Linked DNA regions of Mus musculus: regions 1, 2 and 3 are each linked to region 4. The links are chromatin loops, found by intact Hi-C in ENCODE. Cell type or tissue: left cerebral cortex. All regions are shown on one strand. Each heading gives the region's core, and the rest is flanking DNA. Links, peaks and the distances in the headings are about the cores only. Region 1 has its middle 88 kb from the start of Gm30354. Region 2 holds the start of Gm15232 (predicted gene 15232). Region 3 has its middle 67 kb from the start of Gm30354. Region 4 holds the start of Gm1720 (predicted gene 1720).

Region 1 (7,791 bases), core at 2,364-4,863, 310 kb after region 4:
GGAGCACTCTCTCAGAGGCAAAGGGGAAGGGGAATGTGGTGAAGAACTCTGGGAGGTGGGGATCGGCAAAAGGGCAATATTTAGAATGTGAATAAATAAAATAATTTAATAAAAATACATAAAACAAAGTATGGATGGCTGAGATTCATTAAACTTATTCTGGGACCAAGCACTACATCATTTTTTTTTAATCATCAGCAATGTCTTTGAAAGTGATATTAAAGAAATACAATGCCCAATATAGAGAAGTTGGAGATTTTAAAAAAGCAAAGAAGTACATCACCACTCCAAGTCATCACCCATCTCAATGGGAAGTGTATTCCCTTGGTTTCCCTCGTTCATACCTAGTTCACATTGTTGAGAACTGCACTGCCCACAGACTTGAATAGCCTTCTCTATTCACTTACTATTCAAGAAAAGACAAAAACCATAAAAAAGCCCATTTCTTCAAAATATTTTAGCAGCTCTTTCCTACTGTTTGTGGTGGTTGTGTACATAATTGTTCGAGGAGTGGCCATTCACTGTGTTAACTACCCATCCATCTTATTGGAGCTGCTAGATGTTGTTATCACCTGATTTGCTGATGCTGCCTTTACTTGGCTTTCTCAGTTCAGCTACTGCAGTCATTGCTGTTGGCTGTTGTTCAGGTGGCCAACTTGATGGTGTCTCTGCATCTATACATCTGCTGCTTGCTATCTGTTTCTTACTTTTGTTTGCCACATGTTTAATAAATGCACTTCTTTGAAGCCAAATGCAAGGCTATCATCGATCATTCACCATGGCAGCATTTGTAGCACTCCAATGAACTTCCATTTATCTTCCTATACCAGACTCTGCACACGATTCATTCAAATGGTAGGGGCCTTTTCATTATGTTTATGAGTGCCCACAAACAACTCGTGCCTTGAATAAGGACATACTCTGTTAAACCTAATGATTTGACATTCTTCCTCATTTTTTTTCATCTCAAACTAAACAAGTTTTTTAATGGCACATATCACATCATGATAAAAATGACTTCATTCACTCCTACCCTCCTTTAGAGATTTTTTTTTCCTTTTTACTTATATTTTTTAAACTTTATGTAAAAAAAGGTTTGAGTTTAAACAAGTTCAAGGACTCTCCTGGGCTACATAGTATAGCCCTGTCTCAAAAAGAACATTCCTGAAAATTTCAGCTGTTCAGGAAAGCTTTTTAGATACTTAGCAAAATCATCTTTGTTTACCTTCACTTTAAGTAATTATCATGATTATAGTATGTAGTACTCACAGATAACCCATGCTAACATGCACCAAACTCACAGTAAACTAATACACGTTTCTTCCACTTAACAGTCATCACCATTCCTGATAAGTAGATTGTAATTTTCATGTCAGGTGTTAATGTGCTCTCTGAGGGAGCAAGGAACTAAAGCAAAGAGTCTTCTGGCACTAATGGCTAGTATCGCCGATCTTTCCATGTCCTCCATGAACAAGCTTGTGCCACATAGACAAAAACACCCGGCTCTAAATTTCAGTGCTTAAGACATGGTCGCTCTTCCTTTAGCCTCCATTTCAATGAACTCATTTGAAACTTCCGATATGTTTCCAATGCCCTTGTTTGACTCGATGCTACTGGTCTCCTGAGTTGAAAAATGTTTTCAGTTCCTTAATCATAGATGTCCAGATTGTTGTGGCTTGTTTATCCCTGGATTCATGGTAAGAGACTAGTCTTATTATCAGACACTAAGAGACGCTGACTTCTATGCCACATGACACTACAGAGGATATTTTTGGCGGTAATGCTGACAGCTAGCTTATGTTAAATAGTGGAGAGTCTATTTGGGTGTGTGGTTGATTATAGGTACATGCATGCTCCGGCTCATTTGCATTACAGGCAACTATGGAAATGAACTGCACACTTTTCTCAGAGAAGTCACCCAAACAGTCAACCAATTAGAATTTCTTGAGTACTACATGCCCAGGAAAGGACAATTGTGATGAATAAAACATTGCAGCAAGACCCTCAATCTTTGTAAGAACTCCAAGAATTGTCCTCTAAAACAGATTAAGACAAGGCCATTCCTGGAAAAACACCAACTTTGAAAAGTAGAGGATGGAGACAGGACTAGAAGATGGAAGTGAAATTACAGCCTAAGCACAGAGTAGACTTCACTCACTGCACTGGGAAGTATGCTGTTAGAAATGCCCTCCAGAGGTATCTAGAATGGTCAGGGAACCTAATCTTCTATCCTTACATTAACCAGTAATTGAATGAATGTGGAGGAGCTCAGGCAGCGATCTGATCTTGAATGAGGTTGCTCTCTGCTGCTCAGCAGTCCCCAAAGTTCATCTCTTTCCAACCCGCCCAATAATTTGGGATGAAAAGTTCTCCACTCAATGTTGTTAATGATTAGATATGATCTTTGAAAAGATATCCCCAGAAGGTTTAATATTCTACCTTCACTGTGCATGAATGTGACCTCATTTAGAAGTAGGGTAAATATGACCAAGTCAAGATTATGACAAGTCCTAACATAATATAAACAGTATGCTTATTTAAAAATAAAAATATGTAGCAGGCATATAATTTGGGGTGTTGGAAGAAGTATGATCAGGAATTCAAGGTTATCCTCTGCCATGTAGTGTATTTGAAATCAATCTGGGGCACATAAGACACTATCATACACAGAAAGAGAAAAATAAATAAAATAAGAGGAGGTAGGTGTCATGAAAAGCCAGAGACAGATATTTGGGGGTTGGGGAGAGTGGGGATACCTGCAAACCAAGAAATGCTGAGGATTTCTGGTCATCACTAAAAGATATTTGGAGAAGAAAGATTTTACCCTTGGTCTTAGAGGAAATGTGACCCTGTCAATTTCCAGACTGTAGAATTTTGTCTTTAGCATGTTGAGGGAAGAGATTTCCATTCTTTTAAGCCACATAGTTTGTGGTCCTTTGTTGCCAGAGCCTTAGGAGCCTGCTATAGATGGAGGTCTGGGTGGAAGACAACAAACCCAGTCTCTTAGGATGACCTAAAAAAGCTTTCTAGGTGTGAAAGTACCATGAAGACTGGGACATCTGATTGGTGATAAATGGCATATATATGAAATAGTACAGAATTACTACATGTAAGACACAGACACTGGCTGAATAATGAAATTTCCATGCCTATAGTCTGCTTTTTATTAAAGAGAAAACTGAGAGCCAGAAAAGATTAGTCTCTTATCAACAGCTAGAGATAGGAACAGCTGAAGCCTGTCTCATGATCACTGGGTGAGTCTGGCAGTAGAGTAATACCAACAGAGTCACTGTGGGCTAAGCCCTGTGGGAGACATGGACCAAAAGAGCTGACAAAGAGTCCCTACTGAGGGAATGTGCCTGGAACAAAGCAAACTTATTTCCATTCCTGGAACAGAGCCCAGAATACAGGTCATATGGATAACAGGTTGGTGAGATCATTTCCAGTGCTTTTTGTGACCACGTTTTCTTTCCCAGAATTATATTAACACCATCCACTCAAAGAAGTAGAATTCCCTTTCAATCTTGTAGTAACAAAGCACACCAAGACAATAGAAGATTTTTTTAAAGATGAAAAACAAGAAAAAAGAATGCAACAGGGTTTCATTTGTATAAGTATCCTAACATTAGCCCTGATTTTCCTCTTACCAGATGACAGAATGATTTTCATACTCTGACATCATTAGAAATGTAGCAACTGATCTTGGAGCCAAATTACAACCAAGAGACAAAAATGCACATAAAAGCACGTTTATATTTTGCTTTAAATCAACAACAACTAAAAGTTACTGTATTTTAAAATGTTCATTTAAGTGGTGAACTGACTTTCTGATGAACCGAATCACCTCCCTAGAAAAAGTTTTTCTCCTGAACAGCTCACAATCAACTGGAGAACAGGAAGTGAATGCAGAAGGTTCTTTATAAGGTACCAGGAAAACATCCAGGAAGCTCACTGGACAGCAGGGTGTAAAGAGAAGCTGCAGGCAGGCATCAACTTTCCAAAAAGACTAAACTCTAGAAGTGTCTTGAAGAAAACCAAAACAAACCAAAACAAGTTTCTTGTACAATGGTAGCATTTGCTGGAGGCAGAAGGAAGAGGAGGATCACAAGTTTGAGGCCACCCTGCATTACACTCTTAGTAAGAAAGAAAGAGGGAAGGAAAGAAAAAAAGAAAGGAAGGAAGGAAGGAAGGAAGGAGAGAGAGAGAGAGAGAGAGAGAGAGAGAGAGAGAGAGAGAGAGAGAGAGAGAGAGAGAAAGGAAGGAAGGAAGGAAGGAAGGAAGGAAGGAAGGAAGGAAGGAAGGAAGGAAGGAAGGAAGGAAAAGAAAAGTTATTTCAGAGGGTAAAAGCAAAGAGGTGGCCGGGTGTGGTGGCGCACGCCTTTAATCCCAGCACTCGGGAGGCAGAGGCAGAGGCAGAGGCAGGCGGATTTCTGAGTTTGAGGCCAGCCTGGTCTACAGAGTGAGTTTCAGGACAGCCAAGACTATACAGAGAAACCCTGTCTCGAAAAACCAAAATAAATAAATAAATAAATAAATAAATAAATAAATAAATAAAGCAAAGAGGTGGACACTTTAGGGTTATTATCTGAAAGCTCGGGGGATTGGAGGGACCCATTTCAAGAAATACTAAGTCTCTCAGTCACATTTAGCAGAGTGTATGTGACAAGAAATCCTAAGTCTCTCAGTCACATTTAGCAGAGTGTATGTGACAAGGGTAGGAGGCCACAGAATGTTAGGTGACGTTTGACCATTTCGAGTTTGAACACCATACTGAAGGCAGTACAAAGGTATCAGTGTGAGTCATAGAATGATTGTCAGACGGTGGGGTGAAAAGTAAGGTGGCAATACAGAAGGACTTGGAACTTAGATAACCTTTAGACAATTCTTGTAATGGTCAAACTAAGGAAAGGAAAATCCTTTCCTACGACAATTTTCCAAAAAAAGCAAGCACATGTAATGAGTTTACCTCTAATCTTCATCCTAGATTTAGGATTTTGGTTGAAGAGGCATCCAGCAAAGCTAGGATGCATCCAATCCTTCCTTCCTTCTTTCTTTCTTTCTTTCTTTCTTTCTTTCTTTCTTTCTTTCTTTCTTTCTTTCTTCCTTCCTTCCTTCCTTCCTTCCTTCCTTCCTTCCTTCCTTCCTTCCTTTCTTTCTTTCTTTCTTTCTTTCTTTCTTTCTTTCTTTCTTTCTTTCTTTCTTTCTTTCTTCATTCCTTCCTTCCTATCTTCCTTCCTTCTATCCTTCCTTCCTTTTTTGTTTGTTTGTTTGTTTGTTTTTTGAAACAGGATTTCTCTGTGTAGTTCTGGCTGTCCTTGAACTCACTCTGTAGATGAGGCTGGCCTTGAACTCAGAGATCACCTGCTTCTGCCTCTTAAGGGCATGAATTATATCAGGGCTACAATAATTTATGGTTGAGGTAGAAGTCCTTCAGGAAGACATCAATAAATGAGGCACACAGAAAACAACATTGAGAAGTGAGAAACAGGTATGTATCAAGGATTTTTATTTCAAAATGGATATGTCGTGAAACCCTACTGTTTGTGCAGTGGTAACTAAACTCCATACAAGTGAAATTATTTTTAGAATACTGGGAATTCCCCTGTTGCAGCACAAATAGCAATGATCATCATGTTGTTTTGAAAAGGAAATGTTTAGCTAGAATATGTATAAAAGACATACACACAAATAGAGAGACAGAGAGTCAGAGACAGAGATCAATTGGGACCCCTATGCTGGAAGGAGAGATCTGATTTACACAAGTTGTCCTCTGACCTCTACAACACACTCAATCATGGTACATGTATGCATATGTCTGTGCACACACACACTCTTAAAAAACAAACTGGAATAGCCAAGCTTGGTGACACACACCTGTGTCCACAGACCTTTGGAGGTAGAGGTAAGAGGATAGGAAATCCAAGGTTAGCCTCAGCTACACAACATGTTCAAAGTCAATTTAGGCTGTATGAATCCTAAAAGATTTGGATTTTTTTTCTCAATGTATTTATAGACAGAATTTTTACAAATCTTGGGCTTTATCTGCCAATGGTAACAGAGTCTTTTGGTTGTTATTTTTGATATAGGATCTTATTATGTAGTACAAGCAATTCTCAAACTCAAACTCCTGAGTACTCATGTTTCATATATATGTATGTCTGGCTCAATAACTTGTACTCAAATTATTTTGACCACTGGTGAAAGGAATAAGAATTACTAATAAATCAACATTCAACTATAAAGCCTTTCTAGATTAATTTTAAAAGAATGGCTGAGATTCAAAATTACAAAGATGGTTATTTAAGAAAAAATAAGATAAGGCCTGTTTAGGTAAACCAACTTTCTTGTTGATTTTGAAATCTATCCCACACTAGCCTAGAACTCACTATGTAGACCAGGCTGGCCAAGAATTTATGACAATCCTGTTTCTGCTTCCTGGGTGTTAGGATCACAGGAATGTGGCACAATGCCTTGGGCTTTTGATGTTTGTTGTTATTTTGTTTTAACATTTTATTCTTTTCATAATAACTCAGAATATTTTAATAAATTTTGTAGCACAGAGATAGTTCTATTTCATTTAAACTTCTCTGGGAAAGTAGTAACTTCAGGGAAGTGGCCAAACACATTTTTTGTCAACTTGAAAAGCAAACTGTTTGCTTTGTTTGGGAAAAATAACTTACTGATAAATGATTGCTTTTGTTTTTCTAAAACTTTATGTCATGGTTCTAGCACAGCTGTCCTGACTGGAAGGGTGGGGGAGGCGAAGAGTGTGTGAATATGCAAGAAAAGTTCATGTATGGACCTGGCTGTGGAGCTCAGTTGGTAGCACTCAGGCAGGAGGATCAGAAGTTCAAAACCATTCTCAGTAACTCAGGGAGTTCAAGGTCATTCTGATGTACATGAGACTCACTCTTAAAATGTGTGTACATAAGAACATAGGTGGATTTTGCCATAGAGAACAGATGAGGTTCTAGAAGAACATATCACAAAGACCTATTCTTGCCATCAATAAGTTGCTCAGGTAGCTAATGAGGCACAAGGGTTTCAAAGCATACCTGGTCCCCTTCCAAGATAATGTGTCCACATGGTCATATGCTTTTCTTAAAAATTGCAAAAGTAATGTATGTTATCCACAATTAAGATCCCTTGGCTTCTACTTCTTGAATGCTAGGATTGCAAAAGTGCAGCATCACACCTGGTTTATGAGACGCTGATGGTTTACCTCAAGGCTTCCTGCATAAGCAAGAACTCAACTACCTAGATTATGTCCCTTGTTCTCCCCAACCTTTTCGACAAGGAGATTTGCCATCCTCTAAAAAAATTAGGTTTCTTGGATGCTACATAGTCCCTAGGAAGCAGTAGTCCATTGAACCCCCATGACAAAACAGGAGAAATGACAAGAATCTATTAGTTCTAAAAGGATGGACGATCTAGAGACTGCCATACCCAGGGATCCATCCCATAATTAGCCTCCAAACGATGACACCATTGTATACACTAGCAAGCGTTTGCTGAAAGGACCCTGATATAGCTGTCTCTTGTGAGACTAGGCCGGGGCCTAGCAAACACATAAGTGGATGCTCACAGTCAGTTATTGGATGGATCACAGGGCCTCCAATGGAGGAGCTAGAGAAAGTAACCAAGGAGCTAAAGAGATCTGCAACCCTGTAGGTGCAACAACATTATGAACTAACCAGTATCCCAGAGCTCTTGACTCTAGCTGCATATGTATCAAAAGATGGCCTAGTAAGCCATCACTGGAAAGAGAGGCCCATTGGACAGGCAAATGGA
Region 2 (7,791 bases), core at 2,488-4,987, 440 kb after region 4:
AACAAATAACCTAGGGAAAGAAGCCAGAACTGTGGAGGCCTCTGAGCACAGGTTCCAGTGGCAGATACATCTAACTTGAGAATAAAGGAACCTCAGTCTGGGCTGCAGCTCAGTCATTGGAGTGCTTGCCTAGCAAAAACAAAGCCCTGGATTCTATTCCCAATATCACATAAGCTGAGCTTGCTGATATGTACAGGTAATTCCATCACTTGGGAGACAGAGGCAGTAAGATCAGAAGTTCGACGTCATCGTTGGCCTATTGAGTTCTAGATCAGCTTGGGTACTTGAGAAAAGTACTAAGAAAGAAAGAAAGAAAGAAAGAAAGAAAGAAAGAAAGAAAGAAAGAAAGAAAGAAAGAAAGAAAGAAAGAAAGAGGGAGAGAGGGAGGGAGGGAGGGAGGGAGGGAGGGAGGGAGGGAGGGAGGGAGGGAGGGAGGAAGGAAGGAAGGAAGGAAGGAAGGAAGGAAGGAAGGAAGGAAGGAAGGAAGGAAGGAAGGAAACCTTTGCTGGACTCCATGCTCATTTCTTCAGCAACCCCACATGTCTTTAGAGTAAAAAGTAAATGAGCAGAAAATTGTGACAGTCTAGTAATAAACGTATTGATGCCATTCAACAAGCTCTCAAATGGCAGAGGAGGGGCTGTGTTAACTACGTGGTATGTTGAGTGCTTGGCACATGTGAGACCCTGAATTCCATGCCCAGCCAGAGCAGCACCAAAAAAAGATCAAGTAGCATGAATTTTGTTGTTTTTATAAAAATAACTATTTACCCAGCAGGGAAATAATGGAAAAATAAATGTTTAAAAACAAATAGAAAGAGAAAGATACTGAATTACCCTATTGCTACTGACTTTCTAGAATGGAACAGCAAACCCATTTGCTGACTCAGCTAGACTATTTGCTGTCACCTGGATTTGGCCAACTCTTTCCCTGGGTGGGAAGAAAGGAACAAAGGTGAGTGTGAGAAATTTAGGGAAATTCAATCACGAGTGCGTTAAGTCTGGAGGCACCTAGATCCTGCCTCCTCCCCTCCAGCGTCATACCTTCAAATCCTGTAAGAAAGGATTGGAACATGTCTCACAGAAGCAAGATGCCTTCAGGAAGGAGTAAAATGTACCGCACAGGAAAAGATCCATTTTTCAAGAGAAGAAATGGTAAGATCGAATAACCTCGTCAAAAAGCCAGAATGATATGGAATGAGCTTTTGTGCATAAAGAATTGTTGCTCGCACAATTATGGCTGCTGTCAAGTCCACCTTGTGGATAGACTAGCATGGGCATTCCTTGTTCCTTAGAGCGGTGACAACACTACTACACTCCTTAAAATACCTTCCCCTTCTCTGGTTGCTTTCACAAAGCTGCTTGGAATTTCTAGAATTCGGTGGCACTCCAGAGGGGAGCAGCTGGCAGGCAGGAATTCAGGTTTGAAGGGAGCTGGCAGCTGGGAGAGTTGGAGGGCTGCTCACTTTGTGTCTGGGCTGTAACAGAGCTGTCCCTTGGCGGGAGATGAAGCTTCTTCAGATCCCTCTGCCTGCCCCTCAGCCCACATAATCCACATACTTCTCGCTGCCTGCAGTTTTCATGTCAACTGGGACCTCGTCACTAAGCAAAGGTTCCTCTTCAAATATTTGCTTTCAGAGATTCTGTCAGTGTCAGCACTGCCCCAGCACCAGGAAAAGAGCAGCTTAAAAGATACAGCCTGGTACAAAGGGATATTAAGCATGTGCTTCTTATGGACATGTGTCTGTTCAGTTCTTTATGTTCCATGTCCTTCCAGCGTTCAAGATTGCTGCTTTGCTCAGCTGTACGTGGCACAGGAAATGCAACTGAGGACTACATTGGTGGCTCTATGGGCAAAGGGCTTGGGAACATGCACTGGGATCCACATAGAAAGCCAGGTTTGGGAGTGCACATCTGTAATCCCAGTGCATCTACATCGTTATAAGAGACAGACACAGGAAAATTCCCTGGGAGCTCACAGGCCAGGTAATCTGGACTAGACAGTGATAAAGAGACGCTGTCTCAAACAAGGAGGAAGACAAGGACTGGCCCTCAAGGTTGTCTCCAACCTCCACGTGAGCACCATGACACATGTGTATGTGCATGCAACACACATAAGTGTTTTTTAAAATGTTAAGAGTAGGGTTGGAAAGATGGCTTAGTGGATAAGAGCACTGACTGCTCTTCCAGAGGTCCTGAGTTCAATTCTCAGCAGCCACATGGTGGCTCGCAACCACCTATAATGAGATGCGGCATCCTCATCTGGTGTGTCTGAAGACAGTGCACTCAAACATATAAAATAAATAAAAATTTTAAAAAAGAACAGATTCCCACAAGTTTTCCTTATTAAAACAATGTTGAGTGCACAATTGGGACTAGGACTGGGGCTCAGTCAATGTAGCATGTACAAAGCCCCGAATTTTACCCCCAGTACTACATAAAACCAAATACAGCAGTACAGACAATTTTTACGTAGTCCCAGCACTTAGTAAGTGGTGGCACAAGCTACAGAAGTTCAAGGTTATCCTCAGCTACTTTAGGGTACATGAGATTCTGCCTCAAAACTAATTAAATCAGTAAATGAGAAAAAGAGAACGACTCCACAGTCTAATAGCAGATGGGTGCGTGTGTGCATGCACATCTGTGCAGTAGTACTCCAGGTCAAATCGGATAGGAGACTCTAGAGCTTTGAACCACATAATAGCAATGCCATATGATTGGCTGGATAGTCAGTCAGTGGGCACTGTTGATGGATAGAGGCAGAGAGGAGTCAGGTGCCACATATTTAGGGCAAAACAAAGGAATTTTCCATTACCTTTCTCTGGACATGTCTGCAGCAAAGTGTTTGCCCTTCAATGGCGACGGATCAATTGGGGCCTCTAGGGTAAATTATCAAGGCAAATTAGCCTCCTGGGGCTGCTGTAACAAATGACCACTGACTAATGATTTCTATGCAATGGAAGATTATTCTTTCCCAGTTCTAGGAACAAGGATTTTGAGATCAATATCTCTGGGACCAAATCACAGTGTGGCTTGGCCCATGTGTAACCAGGAAGCTCTAAGAGAACATCTGTGCCTTGGTTTTTTCCAGATTCTAGGGCCCTCTTTCATTAGCTTGCGGCTGCCTCGAAGTTCCGCTGCTGTACATCGCTGTCTCTGTTACCCATGTTCTCAAGCTCCCTCTTCTTCCTTTATATAAAAAAATGCATTTTATTTATTTGATTATTGGTTGGTTAGGTGGTCTTTTTGAGACCAGATTTCTCTGTGTAGCCCTGGCTGTCCGGGAACTCACTCTATAGACCAGGCTAGCTTTGAACTCAAAGATCTCCCTGCCGGTGTCTGGAGTCTGGGATTAGAGGTGTCTGCTACCACTGCTCAGTTTCTTCCTCCTTCTTATAAGGAGCAACACTAAGTATTTCAGGCCCTCCTAAATATTGCAGGAAAAAAATTGTCTTACGATCTTTAACTTCAGAGCTGGGGTTAGAGCTCATTTGGTAGAGTGCCTCCTAATGCATGCGAAGGCATGGCTTGGAGCCTCAGAATATACTGCATGTGTGTTTAGACATGTTTGTAATCCCAGCATTCAGAAAGTAGAGATAGGAGGATCGATAGTTCAGAGTTATCCTTGGCTACATGACATTCTGTCACAATGGGGGGTTTAATTTCATCACATCTGCAAAGACTCCCCCCCCCAATAAAGAAACATTCACAGAGTGATACCTTAGGATATCATGTTTTGATCTATTACACAAGACCAGCCCCTGCTTTGTTCCTGATGCCTATCGACAGAAGCAAACACTGACCTTTTGCTGTCAGGAAGAAAGATACAGTCGGTTAAAAGCCATATGTGTGGTTCTGTCTGCTCTCTGATCCCCCTTCTAGTTTCATGGGCTGCTGACTTCCTGCTTGCACAATGACTCTTTGAAGAAGCCCCAGACTGAGCTTCCTGTGAGTGGTGGCCACAGTGCATCAAATGAAAAAAAAAAAAAAAGCAGGCTTCTCACTGGGAAGGAGGTGGCAGATTGGGGGCCACATCCTTCTTTGTGCTGGGGGCTATGCTGTTCATTATAGGATATTTAGTGGCATCCTTGGTTTCCACTCAGTCAAACCTAGTATAATCGTTACCTCTCCACCCCAACTGTGGCAACTAAAATTGCCTCCAAACATCCTGTAGAGAGCTAATAATTCACTCATGAACCTCACTGCTTTACTGACTGATGAAGGCCCATTGTAGTTCCTAGGCGCTAGGCTGTTTTGTACTCCTCTTCTTGGGGTTTCTCCACGTATGCAAATAGAAAAGACTATATTTGGGGGTCTCTGATCTGGACACTTTGTTATCCATCCCATTAAGATGGCTTCTAAATTTGAATATCCTAAGTCTGGGAGAATCCTAAGTGAATGGCCTTGCTAGGGGTCCCAAGCTCCTATCGGAAAGACTCTTCCAGATCTGTTCTCTTGAAGTCATTAGGAACTCAACAGGCCTCAGATCTCACACAAAAGGACACCTGTCAGTTTTTTCCCTTGGATCCCCAAGAATTGGTGGAGGTTGGTATTTTTTTAGTTGGGTGCCCAGAAGGTAGAAAACTCAAGGAAATATCTCAGCAGAGTAGACACCTTTCCAATGACATTTTCCAGACATTAAAGAAAATGTCTTTCCTCCCATCAACTGCTCTCTTCATATAACTCATTAAGGGGAGGTTGGAACACATCCTCCTGCCTTGAGTTTTCATCTGCAAAATAGAAGAATAGAGTCTCTTTTCTGGGATTGTGGTGGGAATGAAGTTAGGCAATATAGGATAAACAGTAGTCATTTAAAACTCTAGTGAAGTTCGTCACGTCTGTGGATTCCCTACAAGATTCAATCATCTTCCTCAGGCAACACTTCAAACACAGGCGTGGTGCCTCAGCCCTGTCATCCCAGCCCTGGAGAGGCTGAGTTAGGAGGATAGTCTAGAATCCCCATGCCATCCTGTGCTCCATAGTAAATTCTAAGCTAGTCCAAGCTACAGAATGAAGACCCTGTCTCAAAATGTACAAAGAAGGGTGAGCCTGATGCATTTATTTCCTTGACATCCTGAAAAGTGATCTATAAATCTGATAACACATGTAAAATGCAATAATGAATGCAGCATTATGTATTCTTCAACACCCACAAGTTTCATAGATCTGCTTCTGGTTAGAATGATATAGGAAGGACTAACTTTTGTTTTCTATATTTTTTTTCACTTAAATAGTGTGAAGTCAGGGGCTACAATTGAAGTCTGTTTTTGTTTTCTTAAGCAAATTTTGTACACTGGCTCCCTTCGTTTGAAAGCCACAAGATATGTTCCCAAGCAGCTCCATATGCATAAAGATAAGGCTCCTTTGTAAAAAGGAGGCATTAAAAACCCTTCCGGAAGTCCTGCTTTTCAAGCACTCATACCATAAGTGTAGTTGAATGAAGCAACAATATAGCCAAATATAGACAGTACAAGCCACGAAACCTCTCTCATGATTGGCTCCCACCTTTGCCTCAAAAGAAGAACATTGTGGTTCAAATGCTGCAGTCCCAGGAAGTCTTGAAATCAACTGAAGGGCTTTTCAAATTCATTCTTCATTATTTCAACTGGACCCCAGCCCAGTGTCATTGGTGGCTGGAGTGGCCTGAGTCTCAGGTCTAGGGCTGACATTTTCAACCCTTATTTGACCGGACATAATTAGAGGAGAAGCCATACTCCAGTGTAGCTGACATTTGAGCCTCTGGAGCTTTCAATCCCAGGCACGGATTGGATTTCTGTTTCTTTCTTGCGGAGCTGCCAATTTGTACTGTTGTAAACTGAGCAGCCGGCAACCTCTGAAAAGCCAGCTCCAGCTTGACTGGTTTTCAAAGGCCCATTGAAAGCTCGGAGCTTGTAAAAGGATGTGTTCGATGAAGCTTCAGTTGGCCCCTCTAGGCCTGAGCTGATAAGATGATTTGCAGCTTCAGTTTCCGCCAAGTGTTCTAAAACACCGGTGTTTGTTTCAGGCCCATGTAATCGTTTGCTATCTGTCCCACAGCCATTCTTTCCCCTGTGAACACATCATAAGTCCTTCACACAACCAGTGCACAAGCTCAGTAAGGATGAAGGCTATTAACCCCAGGTTTAGTTCATGAGCAACCCAAAGCCTCATTAGATTGCTGTCAGTGAGAGATCTGTGCACCTAAGCCAAAGCTGTACTTCCCTTTCAACCATTTGTGCATGCCTTTCACGGCCTGGCTTCCAGGGTTTGAATAAACAGGAATTGAGCCCCAACTATCCCTGGGGAAGTGGCTAGCTATTATTATCACCAGTGGAAACACAAACAATAGTTAACACGCTACAAAAAACAGAGCCTGGTTGGCTTCACCTTACGGACCACATGACCTCCAAGTTCAGCTAACACGTTTTTCTTTCTTTCTTCCTTCCTTTCTTCCTTCCTTCCTTTCTTTCTTTCTTTCTTTCTTTCTTTCTTTCTTTCTTTCTTTCTTTCTTTCTTTCTTTCTTTCTCTCTCTCTCTCTCTCTCTCTCTCTCTCTCTCTCTCTCTCTCTTTCTCTCTTTCTCTTTTTCACAGTAACGAAGTACAAGCATGCATGCACCTTCTCACAGAAACTTTACTGGTCCACCTCGTCACAGACTCTGACTTCAATATGTGTGGGTTGGAAGAGCGTAGAGAAATTTTGGACAACGTGCTTTTTCAAACTTCCTTTGAATGACTTCTGGACTGATGTCACTATAAAAATCAGTGGCTCTGCCAAAGGGCTCATTTCTCTCCAGAAAGTACTCTCCATCCATCTCTGACAAGTTTTCCGCTTAGATCTAAAATCCCAGGTATGGAGCGTCTCACCATCATTTAAGAGCACTGCATGGCCACTATCAGCCCTAAATTCCAATGATCCTTTACTAACAAAAATAAAGCGAACTTAATATGGCCACAAATTAGTGTAGCCGATTTTGTTGATCTATCAGACAACACATTAACTTTGAATATTTTCATTCAAAGATGTAGGCTTGGCTGATATTAAGAAATATAGTAAAAAAAAAACCTGCAGTCAGAGATATTCATTAGAGAAAAGTGGTCTGCCTCTTAAATATCCTTCAAAAACAATTTAAACACGTGGATGGCATGCTCATACAGTAAGCATAATTGTTAATAGTCATGTTCCAGAAGAATGAGAATATATGAGTAAAATTTCTCACAACATGAAAAGAAACAGAATGATCTGGGTTTGTCTGGGTTTGTCGAAAAAGAAATGTGTGTGTAAGAAAACATGTAGACAAAGAGACCAAAACCATGTCCCAGCACTTGGGAGGCAGAGGCAGGCGGATCAGAAATTGAAAGTCACCCTCAGCTACATATCACGTTTGAGGTCAGCCTTGTGCACATGGGACTCTGTTTCAAATATAAAAGAGAAAAACTACGTCAGAATAGCAACAACAGTTTCTCATTAGCTGAGGGCAAAGCTTATAAAGATTTAATGCCCCTCCCCAGCTATTGAGCTTTTCTATATTGTCCAAATCCCCTATGTGTAAGTGGTTTTACAATGAAAAAGCCCACTTCGGAAAGTAATACCCCACAGGAGCTTGCTGTTCCTTAATGAATTAATAATATGAAAAGGACAGCATACTAACAGCCCAGAAGACAAGATGGAGATGAGACTATCAGTCTTGCATCCATTTGAACTTTAGTCACTCTTGCTTCAAAAAGAACTTTCATGATTACATATTGCATGCACCCTGCCAAAAGCCACGGCTTTCACATTCAGACTAGGGAATAAACAGCTCCCCCAGGCAGAC
Region 3 (7,791 bases), core at 2,939-5,438, 290 kb after region 4:
CAGCCTTTGCAGGCTTTGCATCTTTTTAACCCCCCAAATTGAGTTAGAAACATGTATTCTTTTTCATAGAAGTTGCTCAAACTAAAACTGTCTCCTCTGAGAAAGCCCTTTCCCTTCTCCATTTTAGAGTATTTTGTTCCTACAGAATGCTACAGAACAGCTTAAGAATAACCAACAGAGGATGGCCTTGTGGGTCATCAATGGGAGGAGAGGCCCTTGGTTCTGTGAAGGTTCTATGCCCCAGTATAGGGGAATGCCAGGGCTAGGAAGTGGGAGTTCTGAACCAGAGGGAAGGGGGAGAAGTTAGGGGATTTTTGGAGGGGAAACTAGGAAAGGTGATAACATTTGAAATGTAAATAAAGAAAATATCTAAAAAAAAATCAAAAATCAAAAACAAAAACAAAAACAAACTAACAAAACAAAACAAAAAACACTGACTGCTCTTCCAGAGGTTCTGAGTTCAATTCCCAGCAACTACATGGTGGCTCACAACCATCTGTAATGGGATCTGATGCCCTCTTCTGGTGTGTCTGAAGATAGCAACAATGTACTCATATACATAACATAAATAAATAATTTTTTAAAGAATAACCTGAACACAGGCCTTGATGCCTTGATAGATGTCCCCACTCAGTGTACTCAGCCCACTGCCCTTAGGTAAAGACCCTCTACCCAACCATATTTCCATACAATTTTTCATTCTTCACTAACCCTAATCATTAAAAGCAATCAGTTTTCCATCACTCTAATGGTCTTCATTTTTGAAGAAGCTTTTGTCACATAAAACTTGGAACTTGTATGAAATACACTTTTGTTTGTTAAGTGTTTTTTTTTCTTGAGATTTTTCTGCTCCTCTAATGTCAATAATACTCTAATCCTGAGTTGCTCAGCCTCACCCTATCAACATATTGTGCTAACACACAAATTCCTGGTGGGTTGAGGGACTTGTCTTGTATACAGCTCATTGTTTACTGGAGTCTCTAGTCTTTGCCCACTAGAGATCTCTGGCTTTGTTCAAGTCTTACCATCCAAATAATCTCTAGACATTGCTGAATGTCCCCTGGGAAGCACAAAATACTCCCATTCACCATTTGAGAACAACTGAAACAAACAAACAAACAAACAAACAAACAAACTCAGCAAAACCAGACAAGGTGAGTGTGGTGCCTCAAGTGTTTACTCCCAGCACTTGGGAGGAAGAGGTAGGCAGATCTCTGTGAGTTCCAGGACAGCCAGGACTGTGGAAAGAAAACCTATCTTAAAACAAAACAAAGCAAAACAAAACAGAACAAGACAACACAACATAAAAAGAACAAAATCAGACAAAACCAAATCATGAATGTGATTTTTGTTATATTGTATGTGTGTGTGAGTGTATATGTGAGTGTGTATGTGTGTCTTGTTTACAATTTCAAAAAGGTTACACGTTGAAATAGTTAAGATAGAGCATCTAGGAAAGAGGCCAAAAGGACAAAACAAACAGAATGATGCTTCAGGTGGAAAGCCTTTAGAAGACCATAAGTTCCTACTCTGTGCAATGTAAAGATGATGCTCCAACCTTAGCAAGTAACACAAGCTCATGGGATTTCTGTGTTTGATGCATGGAGACAGATACACACTTTATGAGGCATCACAAGGACTGTGGATACCTCAGAGAAAGCTGCCATTATTTGAACCATAAGTACCAACACACCAGAACAAATACTGCTGAGAGTCAAAAAATCCAAGCAAAGACCAGAAGGCTTGGCTAGTCAAGCACTCGTTTCCTGGCTGGAAACTTTTCTTTAAAAACTGTAAGTTGTAATTCACATATTATAAAGTCCAGCTTTTAAGGATTGTGTAGATGTGTGTTCATGTGTGTGAGCAGGTACATGTGTGTGCAAGTGCTTGTGTGTGCTTGTTGATGTCCGGGCCAGAGGCTGATCTTGGATGATGTTCCTTCCTGGGTGCAATAGCACCACAAGCATGTAGCCACCACCCCCAGCCTTTTCACGGATTGTCTGGCTCAAACTCAAGTCCTTGTGCTTGGACAATAAGCATTTTACTGGCTGAGCTAACCCTCAACCCTAACCTTTTAACCTTTTAAGCCTTTTACCTACAGACTTCACAGACCTTAGTTTATCTACAGTGTTGTGCAGCTATACCCCCAGTTTCAGTTGTTTCTGGAATAAAATACTCTGAGAAAAGAAACTTAATGGAGAAAGGGTTTCTTTTGGCTTGAAGTTCCAACTCATGGTCCATCATGGCCTGGACGTGACAGTAGCAAAATCTTGAGGAACATGGTCTCTCTACATCTGGTCTTTCTACATGCAGAGAACAATGAATGCTGATGCTCTGCTCACTTTCTCATCTTTAAAAATATTTTTAAAAATTTTTTATGTTTATGTATGTGTAGGCATCTTTGTAAGTGTATGCTATATATGTGCAGGAGCCCACAGAGGCCAGAAGAACATTTCCAATCTCCTGGACCTGGAGTTACACAGGTGGTTGTGAGCTGTCAGACATGAGTTCTGGGAATCGAACCCAGGTCCTCTACAAGAGCAAGAAGTAAATACAATTAATGACTGAACCAGCTTTGCAGCCACACTTTTTCTCCTTTTGAAAATACAATTTAGAATCTCAGTCCACAAAATGGTTGCAGTCCACAAAATTGTCCCAGTTCACAAAATTGTTCCAACAATAGTGGGAAGTTCTTCCCATGTCCATCAACCTAATCAAGAAAATCCCCTACAGGCATACATAGAAGTTCATCTCTCTCTCCAAGTTATTCTGGATCGCATCAAGTTGCCTATTGAAATTAACCATCACACCCTTAATTTCAAAGCATTTTCATCAACCCCAAAGAAGTACACATCCAAGAATACATAACAGAGAGATGAAGGAAAGTGTTGAAAGAGCAAATTTTATATGAACATAAACACACCAGCAAAATCTACAGATTCACTTGAACTATTTAATTACTAATATGTCTAGCCACAAAAATGAACACATTTTCAATCTTACAAAAAGAATCTTGGATCACAAATGTGCTCTTGTTTTATTAGTTGCTTTTTTTTCCCTGTGCTTGGAATAGTTCAAACCATTTAAATAGCTAGGGGTGTAGGTCATGTTCATTTTCTACAGCTATAACAGAGTGTCTGAGATTGAGTAAGTTACAAAGGGCATAGGTTGATTTCAGATCATGGTTTAAAAGACAAGGCCTTCCAAGAACATAGTGCCAGCATTTTTGGTGGCTGCTGCTAAGGCATTTGCAGGGCTTCAACTCATGGCAGAAGTTGGAAAGTTAAGTGAGATGTAAAAAGAAAGAAAGAAGAATTGAACATCTTGAATACCAGTGATAGCTAACCTGTCCATTCAAGAAAGGCGTTGCTCTATTCATGAGACCATGGATCCCACTTGTCAAAGCTGACATATTGAGGAATTAAAATTCTAAGACATGCACATTTAGGGGGCACATGCAGGCTAATATTGAAAGTGGGAACAGAAGAGTAAAGAAAATCCCCAAATGACTCAATGTCAGTGGAATTTCTTCTTCTTCTTCTTCTTCTTCTTCTTCTTCTTCTTCTTCTTCTTCTTCTTCTTCTTCTTCTTCTTCTTCTTCTTCTTCTTCTTTTAGCTTGAGACGCGTTATCATGTCTCCTAAACTGACCTTAAGCCAGTTAAATGGCTTAGAAGGACCTTGAACTCCTGATCTGGCCTACAGCTCCCAAGTGCTGAGATTATATGCACGTGGCACCACACTGAGCTGAGATTTCTTATTTGTCTGCATGCTTTGGTAATTTTTCCCATAAACCATCAAGTCCCACTTTATCTTAGGCTGAAGTGGAGCTTTTCTTCCTCCGTGCTCACTTCTGGACCTATTTCCACATTTGTTTGGAAGAACACATTAGCGATCCTTAGATGCCAAATTTCGACTGCTCTGCAGGAGTCTCTTCAGAAATAAATTGCAGAGTTCCTATACGTTGGCATCTCTCCCACGCTCCATACACGCAGCCAGCCTATAATGCTTGACTGCTGAAGGAAGCCTTTTTCATTCAAGGGCAAAGACCTGGTTTTCTGGCAGTGCCAACTGTGACAATTGCCAAGAACATATGTCCTCTACTTTCCATACACATTTTGGCTTCTGGAAACTTCATTTCTTTGCAGAAGTTATTGAAGATGTTTATGTACTGTGGCTGCTAAAGATGATTAAAAATTCAACTTTACTATTTTAATTATTAATTCTATTATGCCCTAAATATTTTCTTGGTTATTCTTCTATTATATTGGATTGTATTTAAGCTAAAATTCACATATAATGAAACATACAAATCTTAGATAACTATTTAATATCTAATACATTTTGATGGTGCTTATCACACAATCTTAACCCAAACTCCTATGAAAATAGATTTTTTACCTTCATTCTACAAAGTTTTCTCTTGACCCTTTCTTCCCAGCCCCAGCTCCTAACTTCACTTTCCTTTTTACAGGTAATTAGCACTTGATTTTACCCCTATTTTGTTGAAATTTGACATATCTGGAAGGGAATAAGCAAGTATCTCAAAGTTCATATTCAATAGAGACTTGACATGTGGGATTACCCAAAGGGGCTCTCTGCTCTGACTTAGACTGGAAACCCAATTCTCACAAGTGGGGTGAGACTGAAATCCGTTTTCCCCAAAGTTGCTTCTGCATCCATTGGCATAACAACCTTGGTGGTATATTCAGGAGACTTCACTGCTTAATATTTGGGGGAGGGTACCTTATTAACAAAGCCAAGACAGAAAAGTTTTACATCTACCAGATAAGAACTTTCAATTTTTATGTTCATGTTTTATATCAAAAGGCTGCACAAGGGGATCAGACGTTCAGCCTACCTCCAGCTTGGACTGGCCGCAACCTTGGATAAATTACTTCCTATCCCTGAACTTTCAGCTGTCAAACGAACCCCACTATATTGATTTCCACTACAATGGATGGTATAAATCTGGCGGCTGGTATTTAGGATGATGGCTTGTTTATGATTTTCTCAGCCTTCTTCAGGCCCAAGGAAAGAAAGCGATCCTGGTCTATGAAGTCTAATGAAATGAAATCAAACTCTGTATATCACATGGAAGATTGGTCAAAGAGCAAGTTCTGTGACCAAAGTAGCCTTGCGTCTATGTCCTTATGCGCTTCTTCACAAGGGAATGATGGGCTTACTAGGATCCTCCAGAATTTTTATTTATCAGCACATAAATCTTCTTACTTAGGTTTCCTACCTAGTTATTCTTTCATTTTTCCTGTTCATAAATAGGCAGTGCTGCCCCACCCCCACCCCCAGCTTCGCTGAAGTTGCTTCTGTGTTTTGTTCATTAGAACACGCAGGAAGGATTCTGTTTTATTTCTTTCATACAATAAAATAGCTACAAATGCTAATGACTCCAAAACGGCACTTTTGTTCCCAAAGAATCACATGCCAGAACATTGAGGGGGCTGACTTCTGTGGTGGGAACTCAGCGGCACCATTTGTTCTGACAGGAAGCAGCAGCTCTCTCGTCCCTGCGCACAAGGCATTCTCCTTGCTGATTTCTTTTCTTCCCTCGCTGAAAGTCTAGACCCTGTGGGGTCTTTGTTCTTATGCTTTTTCTTACTCCTGTCCTGCCCGCAAAGGGGCAAGTAGAACCTCAGCATGAGTAGGAAGCAGAAGCAATGAGCAGATCAAGCAAGCAAATGAGGAGGTCAGAAACCCTGGGGACTGAACCTAAGCTCTCATAGAGGCTGGGCAAGGAAGGGCCTGATACGGACACGGAACTGAATCTGCATCTGTCGAAATCTTTTCTCTCTTCTCGGGCTGAACTGGGTGGCAAGTCCATTTTGAATGTGAGGTTTCTGTGATTGGTACCTCACTGTATTCTTCAAACTTGTGTGTGGGTAGGGTTGTTCCTTCTGGCTTGAAATAGAAAATTACCTGCTGTTCGCGAGCCTGGAATTTGAGAGAGTAGGGTCTTCCTAAGAGGATCCAGGGAGTTAAGCGTGGAGTGTCTGCTGTGGCACTAAAGCCATGGCTAGCCTTACCTGGAATGAGCTAGGCAACGAGTCACTGTGTGTCCAAGAAATTTCTCTCTACTTACAATGTGTCTTTTGTTACAGTGACACATGCACTTCAGACATGGAGGGCTTATGAAGATGCAGGTTCAGACCACACAGGGCAAAGTTGGGGCCTGAAACTGCATTTCTCATAAGCTCCAAGCCTATGAGGAGGCCTGCAGCTCCAAAGCGCACAGTCTGTGGCCAGGTATGGGTTTATAAAATCTCATGGAATTCTCACATAATCAGATGAAGCTAGAATGATCTCAAGGTGAAGAAGGAAGCTGGGAGCTGTCAGGAGAATGCTGATGTTCCCTAGCTAGCGAGTGTCAGAACTAGCTTTCTATTGCTGGGATAATTATCATGAGCAAAAGCAGCCTAGGGAGGAAAGGGGTCGACTCATCTTACAGCTCACAGTTCACACTCCCTCCATCACTGAGACAAGTAGGACAGGAACTCCAGGCAGGAACTTGAACAAGGACCATGGAGAAACATTGCTGCTGGCTTGCTCCTTGTGGCTTGCTCAGCTTTCTTTCTTTCTTTCTTTCTTTCTTTCTTTCTTTCTTTCTTTCTTTCTTTCTTTCTTTCTTTCTTTCTTTCTTTCTTTCCTTCTTTCTTTCTTTCTTTCTTTCCTTCTTCCTTCCTTCCTTTCTTTCTTTTCTTCTTTCTTTCTTTCTTTCTTCCTTTCTCTTTCTCTCTTCCTTCCTTTATTTTTCCTTCTTTACTTTTTTATTATATTTTATTATTTAAAACATTTTATTAATTTAAATATATTTTAATCATATTCTTCTCCACCTCAGTCCTTCCAGATCACTCCCCTCCCTACCCACTCATCTTTAAATCCTTCCTAAAAAGAAAACCAAGCAAGACCCCAATATAACATGACCCCCAAAAGCAATGAAACAAAATAAAACAACATTCAATATAAAACAAAAAGACCCACCAAACTATAACCAAATAAAAACATACACACAAAATCTCAAAGTCCATTATATGTAGATCAACTACTGAGAATGGGGCCTATCCTGGAGTATTTGATATACCCAGTGTCACTCCATTGGAGAAAATGGATTTTCCCCTCTCCCAGTAGGTATAAGTGATAGGTCAATTGTTAACCTTTACCCTAATGGCTAGGTTTTCATTCATTCATTCATTCATTTAATATTCACTTTAAAATAAATAACAAAATAAAATATAATAAGATAAAGCAACATTCGTAGTTATCAGGGAAATGCAAGCCAAAATGACACTGAGATTCCACCTTACACCAAACAGAATGGCTAAGATCAAAAACTCAAAGTACAGAACATGCTGGCAAGGATGTGGAGAAAGAGGAATACTCATCCATTTTTGATAGGACTGCAAATTGGTATAACCACTTTGGAAATCTGTCTTAGTTAGGGTTTTACTGCTGTGAACAGATACCATGACCAAGGCAAGTCTTATAAAAAACAACATTTAACTGGGGCTAGCTTACAGGTTCAGAGGTTCAGTCCATTATCATCAAGGTGGGAGTATTGCAGCATCCAGGCTGTCATGTTGCAGGAAGAGCTGAGAGTTCTATGTCTTCATCCAAAGGCTGCTAGTGGAAGACTGACTTTCAGGTAACTGGGGTGAAAGTCTTAAGCCCACACCCACAGGGACACACCTACTCCAACCAGGTCACACCTATTCCAACAAGGCCACACCTCCAAATGGTGCCACTCCCTGGTCCAAGAATATACAAGCCATCACAAAATC
Region 4 (7,791 bases), core at 1,708-4,207:
ACAATGCACTCCCTCATCAATAAATGAACGTGAGAGAATTTCAAAAAGAAGAATGAAACCTTTGGTTTAACAATCTCACAAACCTATCCATGACACCATTTCAGAGAAAGCCTTGAGTTTGTGAGATGGATTGGCTCTCAGATACTTCACAGTTCTTGGCCCTGCCAAAATGCCACAATTTCACATATCTCCCTGGGTGCCAATGGAATAATATATGGGTTTAAAGGTGAGGTGTGAGCTCTAGTCAGGGTCCCAGCTTTCCCTTGTCATGGGCCCTGCTCCAGGAATGAGCCTCTTCTTTAAGCCTCACCTTGCTCACTGAAACTGCCCATCCCATCATATGACTTTTCAGAAACAGTCTGACTTTACAGTAAAAGTCTTTACCGCCCCACATACTCAGCCACCTTGTCCCTGTGCTTGGCAGGACAGAGTGTCTTTGGCAGGGCCGTTGGTGCTGAGTGTCATTTTGAATTGTGACTATGGTTTGTCTCGGTCCTTACTGCCTGTCCTGGCTCAACCTTGTCGGCCAACTGGCCTGCTCTCTGGTGTGAATCTGCTTTAGGGCTGGGTTTTGTGCCAAACGTCCTTCTCAGACCCTTGTTTCTGTGTTAGAGCTGTGTAACGTCTAGACATTCAAAACTAGCTTGGAAGCAGAAAGACAGTTCTGAAGTGCAGGATCCAAAGTGCACAGTTAAAAGAGAGCGTGAAAACACCAATGGGGACTCCTGTGGCTTTAGCACAAGTGATCTTGGGACAGGATTTCTCCATCTTGGCACTGTCACTATTTAGGACCACTGGTATATTGTAAGATGCGTAGTATCCTCCTTAGCCTGCAACTATTAAATGCCAGCAACAATTTGTTTCCTGGACTGGGACAAGGAAAACCATCTCCATTCATTGCTTGACAGGCAAAAATAATCTCCAATCGAGAATCCCTGATCTGCTTTATGAAAAGTTCTCCCAGAATGGTTCTTCCTTCTCGACTTTGTAGATATGGTTGGTTTGATCAAGGGTTCTCATTCACAGTACTTATTTGACAATTGGGTCTTGGCACAGACACAAAATAGTTTACACATAGTAGAATAGCCAAATTGAAACCTTCACTCCCAGGTAGGTGAAGGAGACTCCAGAGACTGGGGAACCTAAGGAAATTTACAAGGCTCAGGAAGCTCATAAAACTTACCAAGCATGAAAAGTTAGAAAATTCACACGGCCATTCTCCAAAGTTATAAAAGCAGGGGGCAGTTGCTGGGGTAGGGTTGGGTATAGCTGCCTGCATGGATCTCCAGGGATGTAGCTTTCTTGATTCATTGTCTATACTGGAATGTGATTTTTGATGACAGATTTGTCTTTGAGTCATCCCTGCACCTGTAATTAACCCTAGTCAACATATTAGTTTACCATGCTAGATTCTTGGATGGAATTGTTCCCTTGGTCTGTCACTGGTGCCCTGAGATGAATATATACTTGTCCCCATTTCCCTAGGAGAAGTTAAACATCACAGACAGGGTCCTCTGAGGAGCAAAATTGCCTCGTGTTCAGAACCACTACCCCAGAGCAGTGATCACATGCATGTGCATGCTAATTATGATGGCACATAAAGGGAAGAGAGGGAAACAGACAACCAGAAGGGGATTTCAGAGGAAACCCTTCTTGACTATTTCAAAATTGAAGGTTCAACACTGCAGTTTGTTTTATTAGCAGTAAGCGAATCTATATTAGGGTAAGGAATTTGGTTACAGTAGCATAAATGTGGCACTGAGACCGTGATTTTGCCTTCTGCTTGACCTCTCACCGTCCCACTGGATTGCCATATCACTTCTTCTGTAGGGTCTTTCAGAGTTACTTCTTCCTTGTCTTGCCCATGACTACCAGTATAGTTCAAGTGTCTACAACCTAGCCCTTTCTAGGAAGTCTTCTGGTGACATTCATTCCCTCCTCTTCTCTTCTCTTCTCTTCTCTTCTCTTCTCTTCTCTTCTCTTCTCTTCTCTTCTCTTCTCTTCTCTTCTCTTCTCTCCTCTCCTCTCCTCTCCTCTCCTCTCCTCTCCTCTCCTCTCCTCTCCTCTCCTCTCCTCTCCTCTCCTCTCCTCTCCTCTCCTCTCCCCTCCTCTTTGTGGTCCTTATCTGTGACCCCCAGCCCAGTAACTCAAACTCCACCTTTCTCTATTCTCCTCAGTAATTGGTTGTAGACATTTTTATTTAACCAAGTTTTAAATTGGGGAGCAAGGTTTGTATACCAAAAGCTGGTGTCTTTGACTTTGTCTTGGGGCAACCAGATCTTGGGGTAGAGAATTAAGCATCTGAATACATAGCAGCACCAGACCAACCCTCAACACCAAGGGATTAAAACCATGTCACTTATGGCCTTTTATTATGTGGCCATTTCCATCACCCAATCATTAATTATAACTATGATTTAAGTGTGAGTTGCAAATTGCATTTGGAATTAGCTCCTAAGGCAAGTGAATGTCTGGGTCAAACTCATACATGTCCCTAAGGTAGCATATTGAGTTACATAACGGATTTTTCATAACAGTGGGTCACATGTGCTTATCTTTAATTCTTATCTTCATAAAGCATTTCTAAGCTAAGCCATTTGGTTTTATGAGGAAATAAATGAGGAAAGCATATTTTCTTTCCCAAAGAAACAAATTGAGGTATGTACTCAGAGTGCCTTCCTGGGGAAAAGATAGGGAAATTTAATGGAGGTTCTGGCTAGGCCACAGTCCCACTGAAAGAAAACGCTGTTTCTCAACAATCGTTCAATCTCTAGTCTTGGACATGGACACCTTGCAGAACCTCTCCTATGGTTCTCTCAGCAGCCACATGAAATGGCCTTCAAGTGACTCCCCAGTCATCCCTCAGGCCTCTCTCACACGACACAGAACACAACCTGGTTAATACAGTCTACACCCAGGGTGTCTTTCTTATTTAGTGCAGACAATATGTCCTAAATCTGTTCTACATGAAGTGTGACGGCTGTCTTTGAAATCAAAACCAGAAAATCTCAAGCGACAGCAGAGGGCGCTCTTCCCTCTACCAGTGAATTACCAGGCTCGTCCCTCGGAGGAGAGATTTTGTTTTGTTTTTCTGGGATCCTGGAGCTGACAATGGACACACATTCCAGCACGAGACGACACACCCAAGACTTCCAGAGCCTCCTGGCTTCACTTTGCTTCTCGTTGTCAGCACTGGGCTACCTTAGATTTGGAGAAAACCAGCGTAAAAAAAAATAAAGGGTTGCGGGGAGCCACCTTGAGCTCTGCAGGGTACAGGATCCCTGGATTGTCTCTCTACAGCTTTAGGCATTTCGTCTAGGGTGAGCAGCCCGGCCTCTCTGCGGAGGCCTCGCCTGCACGGTGGAGATCAGCAGGGTTCTGCTTCAGTTCTGCCCTCCTAATGGGAAACTGTCTTGCTCAGACATGCTTACTCTTCTTTCTCACCGCACCACTACTTTTTTGTTGGGGGTGGGGTGGAACCGACAGGGTCCCTGCTGTCAGCGGTACACAATGAATGTCACACAGCACATGCTGGAGCAAGGCTTGTGAAGTACTAGCCCAGAGGATTATGGGTGAATAAAACCCACATAATATCCTTTGTAAAAACAGCTGGCTTAGCAGTAACTGCTAACTGCAGACAACCAGCAGTACCGCTAGAAGGCAAGTGGGAGACATCATTGCAGGAAAATGGAAGAGTCTAGGTATTTTCCTCAAGGACCTATAAAAAGCCATGGGCCTGGAAATATCTAATTCGGGAAATCAGACAGTTTTCTATATTTGTTCTCGATAAACTGTCCTCTTCCTTGATCGAGTTCCCTTTATTTTTGTCAGCTATTGTGGTTTCGATGTGGACTTTTCACTCTTCTCTGGTCCTCCTACGAAGAGGGCCACAGCATTCCCAAATAAGGCAATGGGTTCCTGCCTGTCACTGCATGTGGTCATGGCTGGGCTATGTGTGAAGGGAGCCAAGGAAACGGCAAAACCCCAGCCTTGTTTGGAAAGTCTCCTGCTTTCCGCCCAGAGAAACGTGAGGAAGGCTGTTGGTGACTCACCCCCTGGAAGTGAGCAGAGGGTGAATTTCAGCTTTTATGTCTTTCAGCCTACAGGGTTAGTGTGAGGGCTCTCAGCCAGGGCAGGGCATACATTTACCATCAATCATCTTAAACTCTTTCTTTGATTTGGAGAGACAACATATGGGAACTGTCATCTGTCACCATTTTCTTCTCTTGAACTGCCTACCAGTCTCTATTTTTTTTAAGTAGTGATATCATCTGTTAACGTGGATACAATATGCAGGAGTGGTGGCCAGGTCCTATGAGAAGACGGTCCTTTTGATCTCTATCCTTAAAAAGTTTACTTAAAAACAATACTATCCCTTCCCTCAAAGCTCTTGCTACAAACTTGTTCTGATCCTGGCTGGTAGCTGGTGACATGGAGGCTCTTAGGAGCAGTTGCGAGACAGAATGGTTGTTGTATTGCGGCTATATGTGTGTGCTACATAGATCTAAGCAGGTACCTGGACACTGAAGAAGCAAGTCAGGGAAAAGGCTGTGCCATAACAGGCTAAGTGGGATTTGAAAACCAAAGCTAAAATGAACATTGGGCTCTGAATGGATTGTTCACACGAATGAGGCTTAACTCAAACATCTTTTCTCCCATGTGTATGCAAGTGCGCATGTGCATATGTGTATGAAGCTGGAGGTCAGAAAATAATTTCAAAGGTACATTAGGCGTTAGGTGCCTTCTGCCTTTTGTTGAAGATCAGCTATCTCACTGTTCTAGAACTTCATCAAGCCGACTAGGTTAGCTGGCCAGTGTGCTCCAAGGATCTGCTTGTCATCTTGTCATTGTTGGGCTTACAGGTAAGGACCACCATGCCCAGTTTTTTACAAGGGCTCTTGGGGTCTGAATTCAGGTCGGCATGCTTGCGAGGCAAGTGCTTTAACAACTGAGTCATCTACCAGCTCTCTCTTCAACTCCTTCTAAAAAATTATTGATTATTTTCTTTTCTGCCTCTGAGTGTTTTGCCTGCAGCATGTTCATGCAGTGCCCACAGAGGCCAGAAGAAGGTATTACACTCCCCAGGACTGGAGTTACAGATGTGCATCAGCATGTGCACGCTTTGCAGGGAGTCGAACTTGGGTCCTCCTCAGGAGCAGCCAGTGTTCTCTTTATCTTAACTGCCGAGTTTACCCCCTCCACCCACCACCCCGAGAGCTGCATTTTAATCTTTGCTCCTTTCAACACTTCCCTCCTTGTTTGTATCACAATCGTCAATAAGAGCAGACTTACATTTCTTTGATTTCTACTTAGTGTCCAGAATTTACATATTATAGTTGCCCAACTAGCATGTGCTGAATGGATATCATTGAAATAACCACTGCTTCCCTTTTGTTGCAGACAAAGGAAGAAAAAAATTTTTTTCCCTTTCATTTACAGAAACTAGAATGTCTCGCCTGAAAGGCTCTTCTGGTTCAAGGTAAGAAAGGCATCTGATTCCAGTGCTGGGTTTGGCCTTTCATGCTTGGTTTGTAAGGAACGTGGTTCCTGCCACTCTCTATTACTGTCCGCAAAAGAATGAGACTAGAGAACTAGTTTATGATACCCTTTCCCCTGTGGGTGGGAGAACCAAGGCAGAGGCAGTTTTCCCCTGGTGAACTGAGAGTTCTCTGTTTCTGGGAATTTTTGTTTATCTTTAGGATGTGAGTGTATGTGTGTATGCGCATTCGCATTCGCATGCACTCATGCATGTAACTATATGCTGATTTATGTCTCCAAGCCTCTTTATTTCCATTAATGGGCTCCTAAAGGTTTTCAAGGTAACTTAGATTGTAATGTCTTACTTTTGAACGTTTTGTAGACCTGTTTGTACCTTGATCTCACTCAGCAATCACTGCTCCCAAGCTCATTGGCTTTCCCAGCTTCTCCTCTCCTTGATGAACCCTCTCCTCCTCTCAAGTCATCGTCCTGTGTGTCATGTAAGTGTACGTATAGATGTTTCTAAATGAGTGTGTATATTACATAAATATACTTAAATATAGATCCGGGAACGAGAATAAATGAGATATGTTGTCTTTTGAGAATGAGCTCTGTCTTAAGGGAAAGGACACGAATCTTGGCTAACAGTTCTAACATTTATGAAGGGTGTTCTATATGCCAAACCTTGGGCACAGCATTCTGTACTCATTTGTACTTGGCAATTACACTATGAAGAAAGTACCATTATTGTCCCTGATTGAAAATGGGGCAGTGAAGGCACAGAGGGTCAATTTGCTCAAGGTAGTACTCTAATTGTACTACTCTTCCAGTTTGGATTCAGTCACTCTTAGAGCCAGAGCAATTTCACATAACTAATAGGCTGACCATTTTTCCCATATCTGATGAAACTATGACTAAAATCGTTTCTTTAGTCTTAGTGCCTTACTCAGAGTATTAGAACACTTTTCTGTAGGCCCCCAGTTGAAGCTACTCTGAGTTGTCATTTTCAGTCCTTCAGTGAAAGCTAGCCGTGCACATACAACCCATGTCAGTGTGTGAAAGGGCAGATCTAGTGGGGGGAAGAGCCCAGCCTCCCATGATTCCCATGTAGGAAGGAACACAGCTTTCTCTGTGTCGCTGGTGACTCAGAGCAGCGAGGACAAGGTGAGGGTGGTGGGGCCCTGTACTAGGAGGAGTGACCCAAAAGAAGGATGTGCAAAAGTAATTATCACAGCCAACCAATCTCCAACACTGTGTGAAAACCATGGAAGGGAATGGCACTCCGCTGGGCTAAACAGGATATAAACAAATACATAGTATGGTTTATTGAGCCTGGGAAGCAGAGATAGGGAGTATGGAAAAGGTGACATTAAAGATCCCTAACAGGGCAAGAAGAATTATGCAGCTCCAATACCTTATTTTAACCAACTTGCAATTTCAGTACATTGTATAATTGCTGAGAAGCAGCAGTTGCAGGTTGTAATCAGCCCTACTACCCTCTTCAACACATCTAGTCAAGCCCATCTCTTAAAGGGCCCCTTGCTTCAGTTACAGTAACTCGCTCACTGTCCTGCAAAGTGCCAGAAACCAGGTACAACCAAGCCTTTGGGTCTATTTATGTGGCTCTTTGTGTATGTATGTATGTGTGTGTGTGTGTGTCTGCAGAAGGGTGGACATCTCAGAGAAGTTCTATCCAACCTTGAGGAGGAAGCAGGCTGAAGACGAAGTAAGCTCAAAGGATATGAATGAAAATTACATGAAAGCAAGGTCAAATAAACAGAAAGCAATTAATAATAAGAAGACACAGAGTCAAAGCAAAGTTATGCCGTCTCAGGCCCCCTTCCGATGGATCATATTCAGGGAGATTGAATGCCAATAGGAATACCCAAATCAGCCTGTGTGAGCTCTGTCTCTAGAATTCTAGATGGGCTGCCCCTGTCTGGGAAAGCTGCTCCTCTCTTTATTCTTGTTCATAGAAATGTAGTTCTTAGTCACTCTTGTGAGACGGTTTCAAAAATAGCAGCTCAGCAACACATTGGCAGGGGACTTGTTGACAAGCTAAACCTGTTAGACGCTGGCTTGCTCCAGTGACAGAGACAATCAACTATAGGATTCCTCACACATTTCTGCACTTCTTACCCTTGCTTCGCAGTTCTACTGTTTGTTGAATGGATTACATTTTTTAGGGCCTCCAAGAGCTTTCTGGTATGTTCCAGAATACTCTTTCACTGAGGTCACTGGCACACTTTCTTTGTCAAGGACCAGAAAATAGATTTGTTTTCCGTACGTTTCATAGGCATGCAATCTGTCCCA

Evidence for each region. Hi-C counts contacts between places; a loop is a spot of excess contacts. Peaks named below come from ENCODE experiments on the same cell type or tissue, not always from the same donor. Only the 100,000 strongest peaks of a DNase experiment are listed, where the experiment ranks them.
Region 1: a loop joins it to region 4, with 3 times the contacts of the local background. A loop is called at or near these places in 3 of 42 quality-filtered maps.
Region 2: it touches region 4 in a loop (2.3-fold over the local background); 11 of 42 quality-filtered maps call a loop at or near these places.
Region 3: it touches region 4 in a loop (4-fold over the local background); 2 of 42 quality-filtered maps call a loop at or near these places.

What each region holds. Positions count from the first base shown.
Region 1 is chrX:166,968,588-166,976,378 of GRCm38, forward strand. No RefSeq gene overlaps it. Among named protein-coding and RNA genes, the nearest start is that of Gm30354, 88 kb to the left of the region's middle. In left cerebral cortex, for the core only: no CTCF peak of the experiment used is centred there; no DNase peak of the experiment used is centred there.
Region 2 is chrX:167,098,214-167,106,004 of GRCm38, forward strand. Gm15232 (predicted gene 15232) reads right to left here and starts at 3,893. Exons shown (of 4, transcript NR_168066.1): 1 at 3,801-3,893; 2 at 2,813-3,186. In left cerebral cortex, for the core only: no CTCF peak of the experiment used is centred there; a DNase peak (open chromatin) is centred at 3,893.
Region 3 is chrX:166,947,236-166,955,026 of GRCm38, forward strand. No RefSeq gene overlaps it. Among named protein-coding and RNA genes, the nearest start is that of Gm30354, 67 kb to the left of the region's middle. In left cerebral cortex, for the core only: no CTCF peak of the experiment used is centred there; a DNase peak (open chromatin) is centred at 3,915.
Region 4 is chrX:166,658,005-166,665,795 of GRCm38, forward strand. Gm1720 (predicted gene 1720) reads left to right here and starts at 4,021. Exons shown (of 9, transcript NR_046015.1): 1 at 4,021-4,072; 2 at 4,783-4,862; 3 at 5,440-5,479; 4 at 5,861-5,978. In left cerebral cortex, for the core only: CTCF peaks have their summits at 3,032 (motif pointing right) and 3,647; DNase peaks (open chromatin) are centred at 3,073, 3,604 and 3,930; H3K4me3 peaks cover 380 bases; H3K27ac peaks cover 1,348 bases.